Regions from separate parts of the Homo sapiens genome. Here region 1 is linked to region 2. Evidence: read pairs that join two places in POLR2A ChIA-PET (ENCODE). Cell type or tissue: MCF 10A. All regions are shown on one strand.

The links. ChIA-PET counts read pairs that join two places held together with the same protein. Peaks named below come from ENCODE experiments on the same cell type or tissue, not always from the same donor. Only the 100,000 strongest peaks of a DNase experiment are listed, where the experiment ranks them.
Region 1: POLR2A ChIA-PET joins it to region 2 with 5 read pairs; 1 of 35 experiments calls an interaction of 5 or more read pairs at or near these places.

The regions. Positions count from the first base shown.
Region 1 is chr5:104,906,497-104,914,496 of GRCh38, forward strand. No RefSeq gene overlaps it. Among named protein-coding and RNA genes, the nearest start is that of NIHCOLE, 830 kb to the left of the region's middle. In MCF 10A, no CTCF peak of the experiment used is centred here; a DNase peak (open chromatin) is centred at 4,605.
Region 2 is chr5:104,535,767-104,543,766 of GRCh38, forward strand. No RefSeq gene overlaps it. Among named protein-coding and RNA genes, the nearest start is that of NIHCOLE, 460 kb to the left of the region's middle. In MCF 10A, no CTCF peak of the experiment used is centred here; a DNase peak (open chromatin) is centred at 4,855.

The sequences.
Region 1 (8,000 bases), 370 kb after region 2:
ACTATTCTTCAGCTGGTTCAATCCTTAATAATGGAGAGTGAATATAAAAATTCCCTGACATTTAGCCTGAAGTTAAGCAAGTCTATTTCTATTATCTACTATATTCTGGGTAAGCAATATTTAGGTACCCTTCAGGCATTTTCAAGGCTCACTTTGTAAACTTATGAAAACACCAGTGTGTAAAGAAATCTAAATCTGAAGCTTCAGTTAACATGTTATTGAAAAATAAATTCACCTATCTACCTATAACTTGTTAGCATGATTAAACAAATAAGACTAGTCAAAGAAATATTCAGAAAAGAACTAACGTTGAAGCTTGCTTTGGGCTGAATAGTCATTTCCAAAACCAACTTCTGTCTAAAGACATCTCCACAATTTAAATTAGAGAAACTGCCACACAAGAACTTAAGCCTTGACACTTTTGCAGCTGTGTTTTTGTGAAGAAAGTTCCATAGTTCACAATAGTTTTCATCAGCTATAAAGGGACAGTTTTTAAGAATTTTTGAGTAAATCAAATTGAATATATGCAAGGGATGTATTTACAGACATTTCCCTCACTTAGGAAATGAAGCAAGTATTACATTTGAGACTTGTAATTGCGCCCTGTTGTTTTTGTTTTAATAACAAATCCTCTAATATTTTGATGGCATCTAATCATTGCAGCTGCCCTAAGATGAGGCTGCCCTAGAAACACTTTGTGTCTAGTAGCCATTCATCCTCTCGGCTGGAATTGAGATGGTAGAGGAGTGAAACATGTTTTGAGATGGTAGAAAGGTTGCACTTAGTGACCAGGGCCTCTTTAGAGAAAGGGAACTCAAATGTTAGTCTTGTTACTTAGTCCTTAGGAGATGTGTGGTATAAGGTGCCTACCATTCTGTTGGCAGAGTGATTAGATATTTTTCTCTGGTGACTTTCCTAATAATTGTTCTTTGCTTCCTCTCTCAAGCTAATACTGTGTCTTGTGACATTCAGGCATCACTTGTCTTCCTACCATCTCTGCTATCTTCTGGAATTCCATCCCTAAAAGCTCAAGGAAACTAACCTATCATGTATTACATCTTTTCAGAGCTATTACTAATAATTGAAGGACCTGTGCTCTTGAACATCTAAACAACAGAAAAATTTCTAAACCGCATGTTACCTAGTGCTGAATGCATTTTCATATTCAAGGTATATAAATGTTCTATAATTTTCTGTAGCTCCATCAGATACTTATCAGTAGAATCATGAACTGCCAAAGACATGACTTTCTATTTCCTACACATGTCAAGTACAGAGTCTCTTCCAGAGAATCACAGTTCAAATTAATTAGGGAATTTAATATTGGCTGTGGTATGCTTCCCTATCTATGTTGTGTAACCCAAATAAATGACTCTAAGAAGAAAACTTCAGGCAATGATAAAAAGAAATCCCAAGTAAAGGCTATTTGAAATTATATTAAATGAGGTGAATGAATAGATGTAATATAAAAACAGGCTTCACGCAGTGCCTTAAACATAAAATATGCTCTGTGAAATTTTTATTATTATTGCTTATACTTATTATTTAATTGTCATACTCCTGCAATAGCCCCAAGCAATGGTTGGACCCATATCTTACTATGTTTTATGTGCATATTAAGTTATCAAATACAAATTAGCCTCCATGAGATTATCCACTTAAATTCCAGTTGCCTTGAAAATTTTAGTCCAATCACAACACAGCTAAGATAAAAATTTTCTTTTCAGAATCAATCAATTGACACTGATTGGAATGAGTTTTAAACACCTGAAAAACACTGACTGATTCTCAAAGTAAATTATCTGATGTAATTATCTAAGTAAGCAGACACTTTAGGTTCCTAAACCTTCATTATATTATTAAATGTCCACAGTTCTATATAACCTTGTTTCATTATTTAATTCCTCTTTGAATTGAAGTTCTTAATTATATCAAACAAAAATACTCTGGCAATTTTAGTACCATTTTCTTGATAAGCTCTCTGTAATGAGAAAAGAAACTTCAGCAGCATAATAAAAATGACCTAGATTGAAGAAAATCACTGTCATCTATTTCAGCTGATAACCTTACCTCTGACTTAGGAGTCATTTTTCCTCACCTTGGTGGTGAGTGACTTTAAAAGGGTCTCTAATCCTGTTCTTTCTTCTCTCCCCATCCTCCCTGCAAAAGCCCTTTTGTAGGGGAGGAATCAGTATAAAAAGAGTTCTGGAGAATGCTAAGGATTTTCAGACACTGACTGCCTGACTTGAGTTCTAACAATCAAACTTGAATCTACAAAGAACAATGTGGTGGCCAGAAGGGAGGTACAGCAGCAGTGAGGTGAACATACCCCAGGGCAATATTGGAATTCTCTGAATGAATTTCATATTATATGAATGTCTTATTCACTTTGTACAAGATGTTTTATACAATTATAACAAGAAAATAGACATAGGGGAGAAAAACAGTTACAATTTCCTATGCTTGATCACAAAATCAGGTGAAAACACTCCTGGAAAACTAGGGGAGCCTGGTGCAGTGGCTCACACCTGTAATCCCAGCACTGAGTGATTACTTGAGGCCAGGAGCACGAGACCAGCCTGGCCAACATGGTGAAACCTCATCTCTACTAAAAATACAGAAATTAGCAAGGTGTGGTAGCAGATGCCCGTAATCCCATCTACTAGGGAGGCAGAGGTTGCAATGAGCCGAGATTGTGCCACTGCACTCCAGCCTGGGTGACAGAGCGAAACTCTGTGTCCCCCCCCACACCCCCTCCCCAACCCACACAAAGACAACCAAGGAAAAGAGCAACAGAGCACATGAGTGTTCAGTATTAAATGCCTACATATGTCAGGCAAGGAGAAACAACACTGACTGCTATTTGATAATGTTTATACAAGTCAATGTCTTGTGAAACAAAGAATTGTGTTCTTTTTAAACTTTTTGAATAAGTGTTTGCTTATTTTTTTTTAAATAAGGGGTTTTGTCAGGACTCAAACTTTTTATAATCATGCAAAGCAGAATTTCTGGAAAATAGGAGACTTGGGATTACATTTAGAGTAACTAAGTAGGTGGAAATTTAAACTCTTGTAATCTGAGTTGTGCATCTTAATTTTGAAGAAATTATAAATAAATAGAAATACCTGTTGTATATGAGAGCAACGATGAGACTGAAAGAAATATGTTTCTAGGGTTTTTATTTGGCTATTAATAAAGACCTATTTATGCTGATTCATTGAAAGATGTCGGATTTTATTATATCAATGGCAACTTCAAACTGCTTCTAGTGAGAAAGAACAATATTGAAATAGCTCCTGGAGAACAAGGTATGTGGTGAGCACCTAGTGTCTTATTTGAGGTATGGTGAAGAGGAAATTCAATTATAGAAAATTCACTATTTCCATTGGGTGTTTTGTCATTCAACTTGTATCCTGGGGAGATGATTTGGACACAGAGTGCAAGTTGAGTTAAAGTAAAACAATTAACTCTCAGTTATGCCAGAGTCGATCATTCCATTTATGTACCATTATCCAGGCCCTTTCATTAGCCTCCTTCTTCCTCTGGCTTTCTTTCATGTTTGTTTAATTTTTTCATTACTATCGTCACAAGATAGAAATGTGAACTATGTAATGAAAAGAAAAATATATCAGGCAATTTACCTCTTTGATGTCAGATATGGCAAAACAACTCAAAACAGAGGAGTCATCAAAAGACTTATTTATACTTCAGAAAGTATCCACAAGACTTTTTTTCTCTTTTTCCGTAACACATGCACATGCACACACAGACACACACAAACACACACACACAGACACCCACACACGGGGGTGGTGGAAGGCATAGAAAATGGAAAGAAAAAGAAAGAAAGAAATTTCACCCTTTCTATTACTACCTATACAGACTTTCATCTCTAAGATGTGGATTTGTGGCTTCATTCCTTACTATTTCTTACTGAATGTTCTTGCCCTGCTAAGCTTCCTTACAAACTGCATTTTTATTCAAGTCTTAGAGTGACTCACAAACATCTACTCAATAAAATCAGAATCCTTTACATGGATTTTAATGCCTTTCATATTTCATGGGCACCCATCTTCTCCATTCTCATTTGAAATAATTCCCTGAAAATCCCACAGATTATCAGACCAGAGTCACTTTACAATATGATAAACATCCACTTTCTCACCTTTGTTTATGTTGATCCAGGTCATACCAGGTTATGATGCGTTCCCTCCATCTCTTTATTCTTTCAAACTCCGCCTGTTATTTAAATTCAAATCAAAATCTCTTGGGTTTCTAGGAATCAGACTTTGAGATTAAGATGTATAAGGAAGAAGTTTACCGGGGCTTGCTCTCAGAGGCAACCCCATGAGGAAATAAGTGAAGCAGTATTGGACAAATTAAGGAGTTAATAATGATGGCTTCATCTGGTCTCATGAGGAGCATTGAAACCGGGGTGGTCTTTTAGAGATGTCTGGATTAGACGCAAGGGTGTCGATTCCTTACACCCACATTACTCACCAGATGCAGACTGAGTTGAGGGCAAACAAGTTTCTCTTGGAGGCCGCTCCCTTAGGTAAAGGGTAATAACAGGAGATGAACTCAGCTGTGAGCTGTTAGTGGCAAACATTCCTGGCAGCTGGGGAAACGCACGCCCTTGCCCTGAGGGTAGACCCAGGCAGAGTAACACAGCATTCACTGTCATCTGCTTGCATCTCTTTAAAACCTTGAGAGTTCCTAAAAATTCAACGGATGTTTTTGTACTTAATTTATTTCTTGTATGTGTCTCAACCACAGAATCTCAAACTGCTAAAGAAACATTTCCTTAGCATCCAGTAGCCATACTGAATCCGGAAGCGTGCTCTAAATATTAGTATAAACAAATTAGATTTTCCTCTCAAACATGAAGCAGGGGGCCGGGCGCGGTGGTTCACGCCTGTAATCCCAGCACTTTGGAAGGCCGAGAGGGGCGGATCACGAGGTCAAGAGATTGAGACCATCCTGGCTAACACAGTGAAACCCCGTCTCTACTAAAAATACAAAAAATTAGCCGGGCGTGGTGGCAGGTGCCTGTAGTCCCAGCTACTCAGGAGGCTGAGGCAGGAGAATGGCGTGAACCCGGGAGGCGGAGCTTGCAGTGATCCGAGATGGTGCCACTGCATCCCAGCCTGGGAGACAGAGCGAGACTCCGTCTCAAAACAAACAAACAAAGAAACAAACAAACAAACCAAAAAACCCATGAAGCAGGGGTATGTTATTAATTTAAGGGAATATACTTATCAAAAAGGGAATGTATTTATGAAAATATACAATGTATCAGGCATACCCATGCACTGCACTCTGAGCTCTTAAGTATAGGAAATCAGTAGGGCTGAGGTATTTGTAGAAATTGCAGTTTAATACATCAAAATGAAGACATTTGCTCCTGCCATAAACATTTCTCGCATTTTATTTGAAAAGTAAAAAAAAAATACTAACAATTGGGACTAGTGACATTGTTCCTACTGCAATTTCATCTATAAAAAATGACTTTATAGTGATGAATCTGCAAAGAGCACTATTGTTGGATATTATATAGATAATGCTTCTATGTTTAGTGTTGAGATGGCTGGATTTCAAGTGAAAACTATATCAATGTTACATTAAAAATGAAGGTATTAAAGAGGTGTAGTTAGAAAAAGGGCAGACAAATCTTAAAAAGTGGGGTTCTATTTGAAAAATATAGAAAAAACTGCTTTAACTCAATAAAATTGAATATTTAATTATAACTTATTTATACAAAGAGTTCAAAATTGTTGAGCTATATTTGTTCCTATCTTATTTTAACCCAGAATAACTAACAACTAAACTTTACCTTTGCTAGATATCATTTAAAATAAAGAATTTTGTACTTTGTCAAATGAAAAGTTGGGAAAATATTTCACCTGTGCATCAATTTTATGTGAAGTCCAATTTTACATATAAACTCAGAGTTTGAGAGGGGAAAAAATGAAATGCTTTTATTGATTTAAATAATCAATCAAGGATCATTGAAAAAAGTGTGTTTATAATATTTTTTCCTACTCATTAATGCAAGATAAAATACATTTTTGTTTTGCATTTGAAAAGACCATGATTTATCTTAAGGGATTTGTAAAAAAAAATATTTTAACCTTTTGAAAGCTGTTCTTTTTGGAATATTTTACAGCCTTGTTTTTTTTTTTGTGAAAAATTGACTCACTTTCAAATACCCACTAAGATTTGTTAGTCATTAAAAATATTCAGCTATTATATAGTCATTCATGACAATGTCACAAATGTTTGAGTTATTTTCATTGAAGACTCATTATATGTCTTTATTTTTCTTTCTCTTTGACATGAACAACCATCAAAGATGAAAATCATTTCTATGATGGACAAAGACATTTCATATTGACTTTGGGTTTCCCAGAGAATAAAGAGGATAATGAAAAATAAAAAGGAGTGAATAAAGAATGTAATGCTTTGTAATATTGATCTATTTTTAAAGAATCTGTAACTGAAATTCACTTCTGAATGACACCATGCAACATCATATCTAATGCTTCACCAGAAAGACAGTTTTTACTTTCACAAAAGTTTTATCAATTACATGTTTGAAAAATGCCAGGTGGGTGAGAGCTTAGTTGGCCTAAACCATCTTAAATCTTTGCAGGTCTATTAGGTCATTGATTTGGTTCTTTGGACATTTAATGAATATAATATGAATTGTTCGTTTTCTGTCATACGAGGAAAATATTTCAGACAAGATACTTTTATGATAGAGTAGCATATTATTATTATTATTATTTGCAACTCAGAGAGAAGTCTGCTTACTTTAATCCCACTAACTTGATTCAAGTCCTATCATCAGTGTGACCATTTAAATAAACAATAAGCTGAGGTAAAATAAAATAAAACATAACAAAACAAAAAAAGTGATCTCCCAAAGTAGGCCTTCTTCTGCAGGAAGTAAATGACAATTTATGGCATATTTCAATATGTGAAAAAAATGATTTTTTCACAAATTTCATTAGCACACCATTGATTGCTCATTTTTCAGCTCTCAAAATAATTTAACATAGTCTCTTTCATGCAGAGGATAACATATTCATATTATTTGATTTTTGATGAAACCAAATGACCCTTTAAATTTGCAATAGAGTTCTTTAATTTTGTATGAGTTTCTTTACTGCTGTTCATTTAATTTTCTGTTTCCATTAACCATCTGCAAGCATTTGACTCTATGACAATTATTCAGCTGTGGTACATCATGACTGACATATTTTATAAATGAAAAAAGAAAGAAAGAAAAGAAAATGGAGGAGGGTTAGAGATCACAAGAGAAAGGAGGAGAAGGCAATCGAACACAAATGTCATGGTTTGGAATCATGTATTTTCCATTCAGCTGAAACATCTGAGTGGTAATTATTGGTCCAACTGTAAATCTAGCCTAATTGCATTTTGTCTTCATTTCTGACAAGCACTTCACGATGATGATGATTACTCTTGCTAAATGCATTCGTTCCATGAATGTTTTCCCACACTGATGGCCAGGGGGCCTTGTAGATAAAAAGACTGCAGACAAAATAGCTCAATTCTGCTACAACTAAATCAGTATTGATTTCTTTTCCCAACTAAGAGAAGGACCCACTGTATATGCCTTTTGTTTTTCTGCCTACCTACCACATAGGGGGGTTTGGTCAGTAGATATTAGAATGTGCTTTAATTGACTGACATAACTGAGAGGCCAATCCTGGGCAATTAGCACTGATTAACTGTGTCGCTTGTCTGACAAACAGAGCACATTACATCTTGCCCATTTTCTTAAAGGCCTGTATTGAAAAGAATCCCACTGTTTGATTTAATTTTTCTTTGTACCATGGAAACCTTTTGCCATGTTGATTTAAATGTAATTTTTGCCTCTTTATGCTTTTTTCCCTTCTTATTATTGAATACCCAGTGAGCCTTTTCAATGATGGCACGGGGACAGGCTGTTAGCGTCTTTTCATAAATCTCTGTAT
Region 2 (8,000 bases):
CACTGTCTGAATTTTAATTCACAGTATCGTGTCCCTGCTGAGTCTTGAAGAAAGAGAGAAAGAAAAAGTTTTAAATGAAATTCTAAGAATCAGTAACAAGGCAATTGAAATCAATTTTTCCAAACACATAAAAGGGAAGCCATCAATGTAGTTTGCAACTCTTTCAGACTCCAGACTAATATTGATTTCTTTATTGATTTTCTTAATATTTTCTGGGGAGTATTATTGTAAGGTTATATGTGCATACTAAGGTACTGGCATTTTAATACCTTTCTTTAGGGAAAGAAATGCATGGAAGTTTTTGTTAAAAAGAAATGCTAAAAAATTGCATATCATCGTCAATATAAACAGATAACTCAAAAGTTTGCTGCTTTTGTTTATTACATCTGACTTGTCTCTCAAGGGATAGTAATTTCCCAATGTCACTTTTTAAAATGCAAGAATCTCTAAATTACTTATCTCTTTACAAGACTTGACAATGAGATCTTCCAGGCACATTCTCCTTCTATTGAAACTTAATCACAATGTACTAAAATTGTCAACAAACTCATTTCATCATGTAGCACCATGCATTTTTACAACAATTTTTCGTAGGGCTACTAGCAAAATGTTTAACAGGCCCATATCAGGATTGTTTTGAAGTGTGTTAGTTAGACTAAGAACAGAAAAATAGCAAGGAATCCTTTTCTCCAGCCGTCTATTCTGTGTTGTCTTCTTGAGCCTGAAGAAAATTAATAAAGGCAAATAGAAAGTCAAGAAATAGGCTGTCATCTTCTGTTTTTAAAGAAATCTCCTTGGCACTAACATTTTTTCTAGCTCTTTTCTTTTAAAAAAAATTCCCCATGCCATACAAAGTCCTTTTCAAAGACCTGCACATTGAATGTGATTAATTTATTATGTGATGATTTTTAATAAAAAAATTATTGAAGTTGGCATTTTAGTGAGCAAACACATAATGTTTAGGTAAAAGTGACTTTTCCTCAAATATAAGAAAGTTACTTTGAAAGAATGTCATTTTGATAGGAGTCAACCTATAGATGCTTATGTAAAAACAAAATACCTTAATTAAACTAGAAAAATTATCAGTCCATTAACTATTGAGCTAAAATGAACACTTGACCATCTTTAAATCATAACTTTCATGGAAATAGTATAAAAATACATAATTAATAAATGCTAAGAAAATCCTTATTTATGGATTCTTTTTAAATTTCAAATGAGATAATACTTGTAGGTGATACAGTCAGGTATATCAAAAAGCAGTTTTGTTAGTAATTTTAAAAATCATGAATACATTGTTTTCCAAGTAGCTAGAAATGCATAATTGTCATTTATTCTTTAAAATAGAAGGCTGTCCTATGACTCAAGACAAGACAGAAAGTGCTAAGACGATAACCACTCAGGTTTCAGAGGTATCCTTCCTCATCAAGTGTGAAGGTGAACATGACAACTTCATAATAGAAAAGAATAAAAGTCATCTCAAAAACAAAACCAAAGAATATAACAACAAACTTCAGTTAGGGTCTTTTCTACAAACCACCATTTAGAAAACAGACCTTATTTTTATCTATTTTCATTAAAGAACATACTAAAATAATAATAACATTTTGTTTGACCAAGAGATCATAATTTCTATTATACATTCTTAGTTTTTGAAAATAAATTATGAATACATGTAATTCATATTGCTGGGTGTTTTTCTCTTTTATTCCTAATGTAGTCACAGAGAGAAAATACATTGTGCATATCACATTTTTTAAATGGTGGTGAGAAATAGAAGTTTAGAAATAGCAGAGCTTTTGCATGTCTCAAATATAGTGCCTATATATCTCATTACTGCAATTCCTAGAACAGTATGCAAAGATTCTGTAAAGTGTTCATTTCTAACTTTTGGTCAATATACATATGTATTTACCTATTTATATATTTAAATATTAATAATATTCATTCAGTTCAGATTGAATATTCAGAAGATTGCTATATAATGATATGGTCTATGTTTAAGTACTAAATTAAAAGACTACCTACAGTATATAATAAATGAGAACCCATTAAACGTTATATTCCTCCCATGGAGAAAATAAATGGTAGAATAGTACTGAACTTGCTCCAAACTTATACAAATTATAATGATATGTTCTTTCATTTTTAATATTTAAAATCAGCTAGTTACCAAAGCTGAACATATAATTAGAATTACAGAGCAAAATGTAAATATGAAAACTTCAACAAATAAAAGTAAAGAGCTCACTGGAAAAGCTTGGGACCTTGCGCAGTGGCTCATGCCTGTAATCCCAGCACTTTGGAAGGCTGAGGCAGGCAGATTGCTTGAGTCCAGGAGTTCGAAATCAGCCTGGGCAACATAATGACAAAAAATAAACAAAAATAGCCCAGTGTGGTGGCATGCGCCTTAGTCACAGCTACTCAGGAGCCTGAGGTGGGAGGATCGCTTGAGCCCAGGAGGTCAAGGCTTCAGTGAGCCATGATTGTGCCACTGCACTCCAGCCTGGGCAACAGAGCGAGATCCAGTCTCAAGATCCTGTCTCAAAATAAAACAGAACAAAACAAAATACTTGAAATTTCGAAGAAAGCATAAATAATAAGAAGAAATGAAAAAGGAATAATATCTTCATCTTCAGTGAAGTAGAGATCCACACTAAAATTGACCAATCATGACAGAGATGCATAAACAAGCGTATTTAGTGATATTGAGGTGATTAACTGAAGGCCTGAAACAAAAGTAGGTAAAAGAAGCTGCCTCTGGTGATGTGAATGAGTGTTTAAAGACAATAGGTTTTTAATTTTAAGCTGTCAGGTATTATTTTAACCATATGAAGGAGCTGATTTAATTAAATCATAAGCTATATGATGAGGTTTATCTGTGTCCAGAAGAGTTCTTGGCACAAGCAGGTCCTCAATTCATATATATTGAGCAAAATAATTCAGTAAAGTGATTATTACTCAATATTAGCAGTAGATTCTCATCCTGCCACAGTCACTCACTACTTGTGAGGTCTTGGACACGTTGCTGAAGTTCACGTTTAGGTATTGTCTATGAGTGATTTTGTGCAACAGCAGAGTTGGATAATTGTGACGGGGATTGGCTTACAAAATGTAAATTATTTACTACGTACAGGACCAGAAAAAGTTTTCTATTAAAAAAACTAGATATTGTTCGTATGTTAAAAAGTTTTCTGACCACTTCCCTAGAGGAGGGTAGAAATGCAACAAAGGAGAGTTCATATCTCTCCAGTCATGTGGGAGCGGGTCAGCTGTGGACCTGGCAGAGCTGTTCTAATTGAGAGATGTTCATCTGTCACAGATCTGGTTCAGACCTCAGGGTGAACTACAGAATCCCTGGCTATATGACATCCAAATTAGCACACTCTGATCTCCCTGCAGTTGGAGCAATTGTTAGATAATATAAAAATGTGGTTGCGTAGAACCGGAGGAGTGGGGAGAACCCCACCTAACCAACCTGCAACTTCCAAGTGCCTCAGAGGTAAAGGTGCATTGTGAAGAATTTGATGGGTCTCTCCTGGTTCTGCGAGTTGGGGGTTTTAACCATTATCTGAGCTTAGAACCTGAAATGCTTGGAACAGTAACTTGGAAGATGAGGTGTTCATTAATAAGGACTTGGGAGTGGGTAGTGTTCGGAAACAACCTTCTGATTTTGAAGAAGTTACATAGAAGCAATGAAAATAATGAGTAAATAGAAAATTACTGTCAAGTGAGTAAATGGTAAACTAATCCAAATATTGGAATAAAAACTAAGGCAGCCCTCCTTATTGGGAGAAACATACAGCATTTGTAAATTTTGGTGTGGTATAAAATAAATGTAAATGTGATCTTGCAGATTATCTGCAGCTGGCAGGAAGTAGCTATAGTGACCACAACAAAGTTCTAGCCCTGTGAGAAGTTAGATATGGAGATCTATATTTAATGAGCCTGGCAAAACAATAAAACCTTTATCTCAGTTGGACTAATTGGAAAGTAATAGTCATACCAATTGTGCAATTGTGCTCACAGTATAAAGCAAGGAATTCCAAATTTTGAGGACATTAAATAGTAAAGATGTCTTCCAACAAACTAGCTTGTTGATTCTTGGCAGATGCATTACATAAAACATATTACATAGTCTCCTAAGTGCATTGTGATCATTGGGGAACTCAGAAGAGAATGATTTTTCAAATATATTTACATTCTGAACATCAGCATAAAAAATTTATTAAAAGAATAAAGTGTTTTATAAAGTGATCCAAGCCCCAACTAACTTGTCCAGTCTCATTATTCTCACTTATTTCTTTCTTTCCTCATTTTCTCCATCCAAATCAATTATGTTTTAGTTGCATCCTATTCCATTCTGTGCATCCTACCATGGCACACAGTAAGTACACTGAAAACTGGCATGGTTAACTTACTTATTTCTGAGACCTTCTGCCTTCTCTGGGTCCAGTATTATTGTAGGGATGACACAGTAGGTGCTCAATAGTTATTGGTTAAATATATAGATCAGTTAATTAACCTACAAAAACAACAACAACAAAATTTAACCCCAAATCATCCCTTCATATATTCATTCATTGTATACTCTAAAATTTTACTGTGCTTTCTTGGGTTTTGAAACTAAAGGAGGAAGGAAGCCAACTGAAATGATACCTCTGTTTTATATGGAATTAAGTTCCAAATTGCTTAAACACAGATATTGTACTTGATCCTCACACCGGCCACAGAGGGGATTATCATCTTCTGTTTTAAAGATGTGGAAACTGTAAACCAGTGAGACCAAATGACTTGCCCAAGGTCACAGAACTGGAAAGTGCTAGCACTGGGACTTTTGCCAAGCTCTTTTGATTTTCTTCCAACATTCTTTCTATTATGTGTGGAAATGTGCCAACCTGAACTGAATACTGTGAGAGAGAATGCTTGTAGCTGGATAATTTGTATTTGTAATTTGAGATTTGCTTGTAGTTTAATAACATTGCATGATTGCTGGAGAGAAAGAACATGGTGAAGTAGGGAGTTCCTACAGGAGAAGGGCAGACTTAATAACTGTGATTCCAGGGGGCACAATGCTTATGCTGAAACTCTCATTTCCCTGGATGATGACATTAGAAGTGTATTCAGCTGAGAAAGTGATGGCCTTGGGAAACTTCTCTAAAGGGATACTTTGGGTTTTATTCACTTCGTCACATAATTAATACTTCATTCTGAAATCAAGTAGGAAGTTTTTGAAATCAAGTCTGAAGTTGCTGAAACTTTGCAAAGCGGTCGGATTAGTGTTAATTCTGTTTCTGTTTGGTACATTTTCTATTTATTTTCCCATTTTTACAGTTCCCAGAAGGACAATTTTCTCTGTGAACAGAAGATGTTTACAGAAAATCTTATTTTTAAAAAGTCACAGATGTAGTTATGTGCAAGTGAAAAATGTATCACACTATCATCTTTTGTCAACATGAAGACATAGGTCATTGTAAAAAAAAAATAGGCAGGAGAATAAGGAACAGGCAAACAGGACCTGGAAGTGATCATCATAAAACTGTGTGAACATTTTGAACAGATTTTAAAACAGTGATAAAACAATGTGACATACAGGAACTCAGCAAGGCTGAGACTAAGGATATCCATACTGTGTTTCCAAAACTGTCATTTTACTCTCTTCATGACTCAAAGTACTTTGTCTTCATAATCTGTATTATGGCATTGATCAGCAAATGGGAAGCCAACTGGGTGTGTGTACAAAATTGAGGCTAAGCTAATGTTGGAATAAGCTGAATTGGAAAATTTGTGTGTGACATGATTCTGTTGCTCTGGAATTACATAATGAAGACATCTGTTGCAAGACATGATCAATGCTTGGAACTCATCTACTTTGCTTTTCAGACTCCTGGAGTCACTCCGCTTCTAATTGCATCTAACAATGTGAAGTTGACAAGCTATGAGTTGTCATCCATGGAGAGAGGCCAGTGATCCTCCATAAAAAGGCAGGATATAATTGGAAAAGCCCAAGATCTGGGGACAGATAAACTGAGATTTAATTTCAGCTTGTTTCACTTATTGGTCCTTTCACCTCTGCTTAGTGACTAATTTTCTTGGAGACTTGGATTCCCCATCTGTAATAACAATAATATTAACAATGATCTTAATAATGGTGACAATGTTAATACTTAACATAATGTGAACACCTACTATGTGCTAGACATCGTTCTAATTTCTTGACATGTTTTCCAATTTAATTATACCATAACTCTTTGAGGCAAATACTATTGTTATCACATGGTACAGTTGAGGAAATGGATGCAGGTAGCTTAAATAGATCATCTGAGTCACATCAGTAGAAAGTGGTGGAGATAGGCTTCATACCCAAGTAATCACCCTCAAGTGTCTATGTGCTTAATTGGTACTCTATGGTGCCTTTTGTTAATACCTGTTTCTTTAACTGATAAATGAGTATAATAAAAACCCTGCCTCTTTTCTAAATATCAAATGACTCAATAACTGTAAAGTATTTAAAACAAGTCCTAGTGCATAGTAAGCTCTTATAAATGCTTTTAAATAAAATAAACAAAATAAATTTTTCCAATTACAGAGCTAGTAGTTGATGAAACACAATTTCTCACCCACTTAGTGTAAATCCAGAAACCTCACTCTCTACAACTACAACAATCTTTCTCCTGATGGTGCTTCTAATTAAAGCTGCCTTGCACAGATAAGTAAGATTATAATTCAATCTGCACTTGTTACATGAATAAACTTATCATATTGAATATCTGCTAGGGATAATGATTAGTCCTAAATTTTACCTCACTAAGATATCTGTGTAAAGCCTTGGAATCCACACTTCTTTCAGATCAGTGGTTCAGCAATCCTTCTTTAAGAATGCATGTTTTATTTTAACTTGTCTCTCCAGAAGCATGGGAAATTAAGTCTGCAGGCTAATAATCTACACTCCAGTGTGATCTGATAATGCATCACTGAGCTCTCACTGACTCTATCATCAGCAACACAAGAGCGAATTAACTTTTGAAATAACTACATCTCATTGTTGACACTCATTGAGCTAATTGTTAACTAATGCTTGTTATCAAGATTCAACCAAAGAAGCAGAACCAGTAGGAGATATATAGTATGATAATTGCAAGGAATTAGCTTACTTGATTATAGGAGCTGGCTAGGCAATTTCTAAATCCATAGGGTAAGTCTTCAAGAAGGGCAGATCTTCAAGAAGGGTAGTCTAGAACTGCCAGGTACTGGCTAAAGCTGTGGACCACATGTGGAATTTATTTTTCTCTCATGAAAAATAAATCAGCTTTCACCTGATTGAATCAGGCCCACAAAAATTATTTAGGATAATCTCCCTTACTTAAATTTAACTGATTATAAACTTAATTACATGATACGGTTAGGTTCTGTGTCCCCACCCAAATCTCATTTTGAATTGTAATCCTCATAATCCTCACGTGTTGAGAGCAGGAGCTGGTGGGAGGTGATTGGATCATGGGGATGGTTTCCTCCATGCTCTTCTTGTGATAGTGAGTGAGTTCCCACAAGATCTGATGGTTTACAAAGTCTTTGACAGTTCCTTCTACACACTCATTCTCTCTTATCTGTTACCATGTAAGACATGCCTCTTACCCTTTCACCATGATTGTAAGATTCCTGAGGCCTTTCCAGCCAGGCAGAACTGTGAGTCCATTATTGCTTTGTGAATTACCCAGTTTCAGTATTTCCTTATAGCACTGTGAGGACAGACTAATACATCACTTGTACAAAATACCTTCCAAGCAACATATGGATTAGTGTTTAACTAAATAATTGAGGACTATACCCCAGCCACACTGACACACCTCAAAGACCATCAAATCATGTCATTAATTTTTAACAAGAAATGCTAATAACTTTTTTTCCATCTTGGACTTGTTTTATGAGCTCTTTAAATCAATCAAGAACTATTTTGTAGAGTCTTACATAGAGGCAGATCCAAGTTTCTCATAAGCTTA